Regions from separate parts of the Homo sapiens genome. Here region 1 is linked to region 2. The links are chromatin contacts, found by Hi-C in ENCODE. All regions are on one chromosome and are shown on one strand. Each heading gives the region's core, a stretch centred on a gene start or an enhancer-like site at or near the end of the contact. The rest is flanking DNA. Distances are from core to core; before and after follow the strand shown.

Region 1 (3,403 bases), core at 748-3,247, 2.4 Mb after region 2:
GAAGAAGCTTTTTTTTCATCTTTTATACAATTCAAACCTCACAGCATTATCGGAGGATGGTACTAATATTATACTCATTTCATAGTTTATGAAGTAGGCTCTGAGAGAGGTTAAGTCTCTTGTTTAGCAGCATGATTAGTAAAATGGTGGATCAAGTCTCAAATCCAGGGTTTCATATCTTACTTTGTAGCTCAGCTCAAGCCTCTCTTTCTTCTTTGGCATCTCACCATTTCATTGCAGCAGAGCCTAGGAATACAGCAGGTGGAGAGTTGGTTGTGGTGGGTAGCTGTTCAGAGGGTGAAGGCTGAAGGAAAACTCCACTGTGAGTTGGCACCATGCCCAGGGTGTGGCCCTTGGGGGTGGCAGCTGAGAATATGGGTGGGCTCTGTATTGGTCTGGGAAATGTTATTTTGTTCGTAAACTAAATGTCTACTTAAGTTTCCCTCCTAACACACTCCAGAAAGCCCTAGAAAGCAGGGAGGAGATAGAAGGCTTGAGGTGGGAGGAAATAAGAACGATGAAGTTGCAGAAGAGGGGTATTTCCCTTTTGTGATGCTCAGAACTCAGCCTGGTTTTCCCTGTGTATCTCTGCAGATGGCCGCTTCTACCCAAACGGGGTTGTTGCCATTGTCGCAGATTTGCATCCCCGGATCTAAGCAAGGATTGCTCCCCTTTTGTCCCCTCAACCCCCAAGAGTACTAGTGACTCAGCTCCTCCTCTCCTCTGGCTGCAATTAAGGGGGGATGGGGGATGCTGAGAGCACAGACTATTTTGGCTTCTCTGACCTTCAAAAGTAACTCTTGGCAGCCTGGGGCAAGGGTGGGGCTAGTGTTTGGGTGTGAGTGGGTGGCTGTGATTGTGAGGAAGGCCTTAGGAGCTGGCCAAACTGGGGAGGGTGGATGGGAAGAGGGCAGGGAAGGACTATGTAAGAGCATGAGCATCCTCGGGTTGGAAGGAAGTGCTACCACTCTCCAGATTCTTCCTTTGAGTCCTAGAGCGCTTTACTAAATCTGAGATGGAGGTAGAGACTAAGGGAAACAGGATCAACATTAGAAAGATCCAAATAATATAATATAGAAACAGCAAAGAGACAAGGAGAGAGCAAGAACCCAATCACCCTACAAAGTCATTATAGGGTTTTTTTAATCTAAAGAGTACTTCTGTTACATTTAATAATTGGCCTACAACCTTGCTTGGGCCGGAGGCCCTGGTGATCCTTCTTGGTCCTTGTTAACTCCTTCACTGTAAGGCAGAAAGCTCCCTGTCCCTTCAGGGACTTGTCTCTTCATATCCAATGACTCAAGAATCCCAAGAATCAGTGCCTGTGTGGTTACTGTGTTATGCTGCATTCCCATGAAACTTCATGTAGCTCTCAGGGTCCCTGTGCCCCACCCCAACAGGCTAGGGACCATGTGTCCACTCCGGAATTTCAAACTACCCTCTAACCCTAAAATAAGACTTATTTCTGCCCTCCTTGGTTTCTGTAGTGCTGAGGTTCAGAAGAAGGCAGCACATCTCTGCATCCCCAACCTTTGTCTTAAGCAGTTCCCCACACCTACCCCATGCTTTTGGGCCCCCAGCCTTTGTCTCCTGCTCCTCCAGGGACTGAAGGTCACTCCCTGGATCCATCTGAGGAGAGAGGCAGCAGATGGTTTCTAAGAGAAGGGGGAGAGCCCACGCAGCCCATGCCTCCTATAGCCTCGCTCTGTGCCCTAGCATGGGGCTTTGGTCTTTTGGCTGATGCCAAAAGAATATTTCCTAACTAAGCAGGGTTGGGAGAGAAAGGTCCTATGGGCCATAGGACATTGCAGAGGCTCCTTGAGCTGCTAGACAATCCCTCAGCCCCACAGAGCCAAGCAAAAGCACTGGAGCTCAGACGTCGTGAAGGCAAAGAAACAGTTAAGTCTCCAGTGCCTCGTCACGGACCAGCCCCTCTTCCCCGCCCTGGCGCCGCCCTCCTCATCAAGCACCCCCCTCCCCCCCCCACCGCCCGCCCCACTCCCACCCTAAGTGCTGCAGACTCTTCCCTGAAGCTGCCGGCTGAGGCCGGAGCTGCCGCCTCCATGAGAGGCTTCCTCCTACACCCCAGGGTAAGAACCGAACCAAAGGGCTTGGCATGTGGGGGTACACTGTGATAGGGAGGTGGGATGGGGGTCATGGAAAGGGTGCTGGTACCTAATCTGGCACATCTAGAACTAGCCCAGTGGCAGTAGGCAGGATGGGGAAATGGAGAGAGAAGATGAACGTTACTGGCTGTGGGCCCAGCCTGGACCCAGAACCAGAGGCCACCAGGGGCTGTGACAGTCCACCTCTCCAGCTGGGCGGGGATGGGAGAAATCAGCCTGGGACAGCAGCAGAGGGTGGTGCCACTGGCTCTGCCTGACAGCCCAGGATGCTGGAGGAGTTTGGGGGCTATGTTTCTGGTCAGAGGCAGAAGAATCTGAGAGAAAGGGGGATGTTATGGGAATGTGCCTAATAGGAGGGCCCCTGGGTGTCAGCTGCTGGATTGCTCAGCTGCTCCTATGCTGGGGGTGAGCAGGGCAGTGAGTTTTTGCCAAGTAAGGGAAGGTGGGGGACACTATGGAAAAGAAGGGAGGAAAGGGTCACTAAGACGTGGCACGCGCCTCCTTACAGACCAACCGGTTTGCAGTGGGCTCCCCCACCCTATTCCCTGCGGCTAGCTTTAGAATGGGACTCTAAACCCCCCTTTCTGGCCCTGCCGAGGCCACTCTGGAGACGGAGAACTCCCTCCCCAGCGGCTGCCCTGCATTTCCAGTCGTGTCAACCCCACAGGTTCCCAGTCTCAGCCCTACCCCCACCTCATCTCTGCTTCTCTTCCCAAGATGGGGGCTCTTGAACAGAGGAGCCAGTTTCTTCTCTCTCTCTGCATCCCCCCATCCCCACCCCCCATGCAGAAGCAGCCAAGAAAATGACTTGTCATGCTGGGGTGGGGGGTGGGGGCGGAGCTGGAGCCGGAGCTCAGCGCGCACACTCACACACTGCGGCAAACTGCAGCTGCCCAAACGGTCCCCCTCCCCTTCTGCCTCACTGCGGAGACACCTGCCCTCCTGCCTGCTCAGCCTCTGCACCGCAGCCCACCCCCCCCCGCAACTCCAGCACTGGCTGAGCACTGTGTGTCCCTGCCTCACAAGATGGTCCTCTCTAAAGAAAAAGGAAAAAACGAGTCAGTTCCCTTCAGTGAGAGAGCCAGGGGAGCAGAAGAAACGGCTTTCTCCCAGGCCTGAAAAAGAGAGGCACAGGATATAAACCATGTAATTTCAAGTCAGAACCACTCCCAGGGATAGAGTGAGGAACAGGACCTTATGCCAGGACAGGAACTGGGATCATAGAAGTCTTGTGGTGATAAATGGGGACCGTGAGGAATGGTTGGGGGCAGGGAGGG
Region 2 (3,412 bases), core at 868-3,367:
AGGCTGAGGCAGGAGAATTGCTTGAACCCGGGAGGCGGAAGCTGCAGTGAGCCGAGATCACGCCACTATACTCCAGCCTGGGCGACAGAGCCAGACTCCGTCTCAAAAAACAAAAAAAAAAAAACATTCATTTTAAAGTCTAGAAGGTATGCAACTTTTACCACACATAATGATCTCAAATTGTTTTATAGGAGGAGGAGCTTGGAAATTTCAAACATAAAATGCAACTAGAACAGAATATTATTTGGCATTAAAAGCAAATGAGGCCATGTGCGGTGGCTCATGCCTATAATCCCAGCACTCTGGGAGGCCAAGGCAGGCGGATCACTTGAGGTCAGGAGTTCGAGACCGGCCTAGCCAACATGGTGAAACCCCGTTTCTACTAAAAATACAAAAATTAGCCGGGTGTGGTGGCAGCCGCCTGTAATCCCAGCTACTGGGGAGGCTGAGGCACGAGAAGTGCTTGAACCTGGGAGGCGGAGGTCGCAGTGAGTCGGGACCCCGCCACTGCACTCCAGCCTGGACGACAGAGCGAGACTCAGTCTCAAAAAAAAAAAAAAAAAGGAATTAAGTACTGATACCTGCTACAACACGGATGAACCTTGAAAACACCATGTTAAGTGAAACAAACTAGGCAAAGAAAGATACATATGTTTCTTTTTTAGGTAAATTTAGGCAAAAAATATATTAATAGTTACCTAAGACTGGAGGGAGGGGGAATGGGGAGTGACTGCTAAATGGCTTCTAGAGATTCTCTTTTAGGGTGATGAATTAAATAGTGGTTGATGGCTACAGAATTTAATAAATATAGTTTCAGAAAATTACTTAATTATACGCTTTAGAAAGCGGAATTTTTTGGTATTTGAATCATATTTCAATAAAGCTATTATTTAATTTAAGTTGCCACTGAAAAGCCACAATAATTTTGTTGTGGAGGAAATAATGAAAGTCACTGACTGGAAAAGTAACCTGTGACGTTAGCCAGGTCAACCTCCAAATTCCTTCCCCCATTTCTAACAAGTACATCAAACTAGAGACAGTGTGTGAATCAAAGAATTCCAGGCACAGTTGGCTGTTAACTAGAATAGTAAGTGGCTGCCTAGGTTCTGTCATTCCTAAACTGTAGGGGGCTTCTAGCCTCGGAGATTACGGAAGTAGTACTTTCCATTAGCGAGCTCAAGAAGGAATGTCAAAATAGGATGACACTTTCCTAGTCGCTATGTAAAAACCTAAAAAACCAGAAGAGGTGTCATCTAGACACTCCCAAGTCTATGCAGGTGTCAGCCTGCCCCCACCCAACACCAGCCAGCAGCGTGCACCATTCAACCGTATCTCAACTTGCCCCTTACAAAATGACACACTAACAAGCCCTTAGATCTCATTTGTTTAAAATGACAGATACACAACCTTCACGGGGTTCCCACTCAAGGCCTTCCAGCCTCCGCCCTGCCCCTGCCCACCCCCAAACCTACACACGTGTTAGCCCGACACCGCCCCACCGGGTCCCACGTGCACCTGGTCTAACACACTCCCCACGTGTGGGCGCCCCACGGGCTTCCTCAGGTGGCTGAGGTCACCGCATGACCCCGGGTCTCCAGAGATATGAAACGGGAAGGACAAGGCCCTAGTCCCTGAGGTCCCAACCCTGCGGGGAGTGTCCACACCCATCCTCCATACTAACCCCAACAAATCCAAGGGCCGGGGGCGACGGCCCCTTTAAGACGCGGCCCAGTTGTCGCCCGCAGAGAGGGGCGCAACAAGACCTACACAACCCCCACTCCGTTCGCCCGCCCACGTCTAGTTGCCTCACCTCGGGCCGCCTGGCCCCGCCGCCGCGACGGCGGCGGAGGGGGGGCGGGGTGCGGGCGGGGTCCGGAGGGGGGGGTCGCCCCGCCGACGGTGGAGCCGCGGTTCGCTCTCTGAGGCCGTGGGACGGTGACTGCGTTGGGCGTGGACGCTCCTAGCTCGCTCCCTCCGCGGCTCCTGGGACCCCAAGATGGCGGCGGCGCTGAGGCGGCTGCGGGCGCTGGGCCGGCGGCGGCGGCGGCCACTTTCACTCACTGAGAGGAGCGGAGCAGGGACACGGGGAGCCATGGCGGGGGGGAGGAGAGGCGCCATAGCCAGGCCAGAACAATCGAGCCGCTACACGGGTGGCTTACCCCCACCCCGCCCACACTCACTGCTCGTCGCCTGCCCGTGGCCACCCGTAGTGCCGCTGCCGTCGGCCTCGCGCAGCTCGCACCCCGCCGCTGCCACCTGACGCCCCGTGCGAACCGGGGTTCGAGGGGAGACCCTGATCCATGCCATCTGAGTACAGATTAGTCGGGACTGGGACTGGCGAAGATTGCCGAAAGGCGGCGGGGAGGAGGAGGAGGATGTCATCGCTACAGTGAGCAAGCAGATCTCGCAGGAGAAAATGTCGCGAGAGCTTTCCAGGCCCGCAACCGCCGATGCAAGGTTACTTTTCCCGGAAGTAACGTCAATCGAAACCGCCCGGGATCCTGGGATATTTGTTCCCGCAGGCTAGAGGTGGGAAGGTGCAGCCAAGTTGATAAGATCTCTTTAGGGGAAGGAGAGGCTCGCAGCTGGTATTTTGTTACTAGTTTCTGACCCCTTTGGATGGGGTTGTAGATTGTCGGGGAAGTGCCTGGTGTGTAGTTCGACTACTATACAGTAATTAGTTTGGGGCTCCCATTTAGACTCTGGGAGCAAGAACGCTATAGGTTGGGTAGGACAGCATAGTTAGATAAGATGTCTACGTGAAGGTTGTGGGATACAAGGACTTGGGAACACGCAGACCTGTTATCGGAAATGCCAGCCTGTTCTCACATCCACACAGTGTGCCTCTGAAAAGCGAATAATTGCTTTTACCTGTGCCAATTCTACAATTTGAGTCCACTGCCACCCACATTTACTAAACTTGGGGTCTCGCTATGTTGCCCAGTCTACTGGGCTGGTTCCCAGTCTCCTGGCCTGAAGTGATCCTCCTGCCTGGAAGGATCACCTCAGGCCAAACGTCTCAGAGCAGTCCATTAGACTGGTCAACATAGCGAGACCCCGTCTCTACAAAAAAGACAACATAATAAATGTAATCGACCCAACTACCAGGATGTGTGGTGAGAATTGCCTAGGGTAAGGCCTAGGTGTAGATAAGAATTAGAACTTACTGAAAGTTAAATATGCTGTTAATTCAGTTCCTTTGGGTCTCATTCTTTAATCCATTTTAACCTGGCCCTTAGCATTTAACTAAAAAGTACTTTATTAAGGTCATCAAGTAGCCTTCTTGTGCTGAGTTAACTGACCTTTAAAAAGTTAAATTTGTGTCAGGGTGCAGTGCCACACGCCTGTAATCCCAGCACTTTGGGAGGTCAGGTGGTCGAATCACCTGAGGTCAGGAGCTCGAGACCAGCCT

The links. A loop is a pair of places that touch in the nucleus more often than their neighbours do. Pooled maps may share reads with other maps.
Region 1: a pooled map of heart left ventricle shows a loop between it and region 2 (4-fold over the local background). The contact joins the promoter of MAP1A here to the promoter of INO80 in region 2. A Hi-C loop is called at or near these places in 1 of 37 single-sample maps with no recorded cell type and 6 of 50 pooled maps.

What each region holds. Positions count from the first base shown.
Region 1 is chr15:43,515,611-43,519,013 of GRCh38, forward strand. It overlaps MAP1A (microtubule associated protein 1A), which reads left to right and starts at 1,998. Exons shown (of 6, transcript NM_002373.6): 1 at 1,998-2,090. RefSeq lists an enhancer at 2,473-3,116.
Region 2 is chr15:41,114,163-41,117,574 of GRCh38, forward strand. It overlaps INO80 (INO80 complex ATPase subunit), which reads right to left and starts at 2,118. Exons shown (of 36, transcript NM_017553.3): 1 at 1,811-2,118. RefSeq lists enhancers at 980-1,760, 1,386-1,435, 1,516-1,565, 1,616-1,695, 1,761-2,540 and 2 more and a silencer at 1,796-2,065.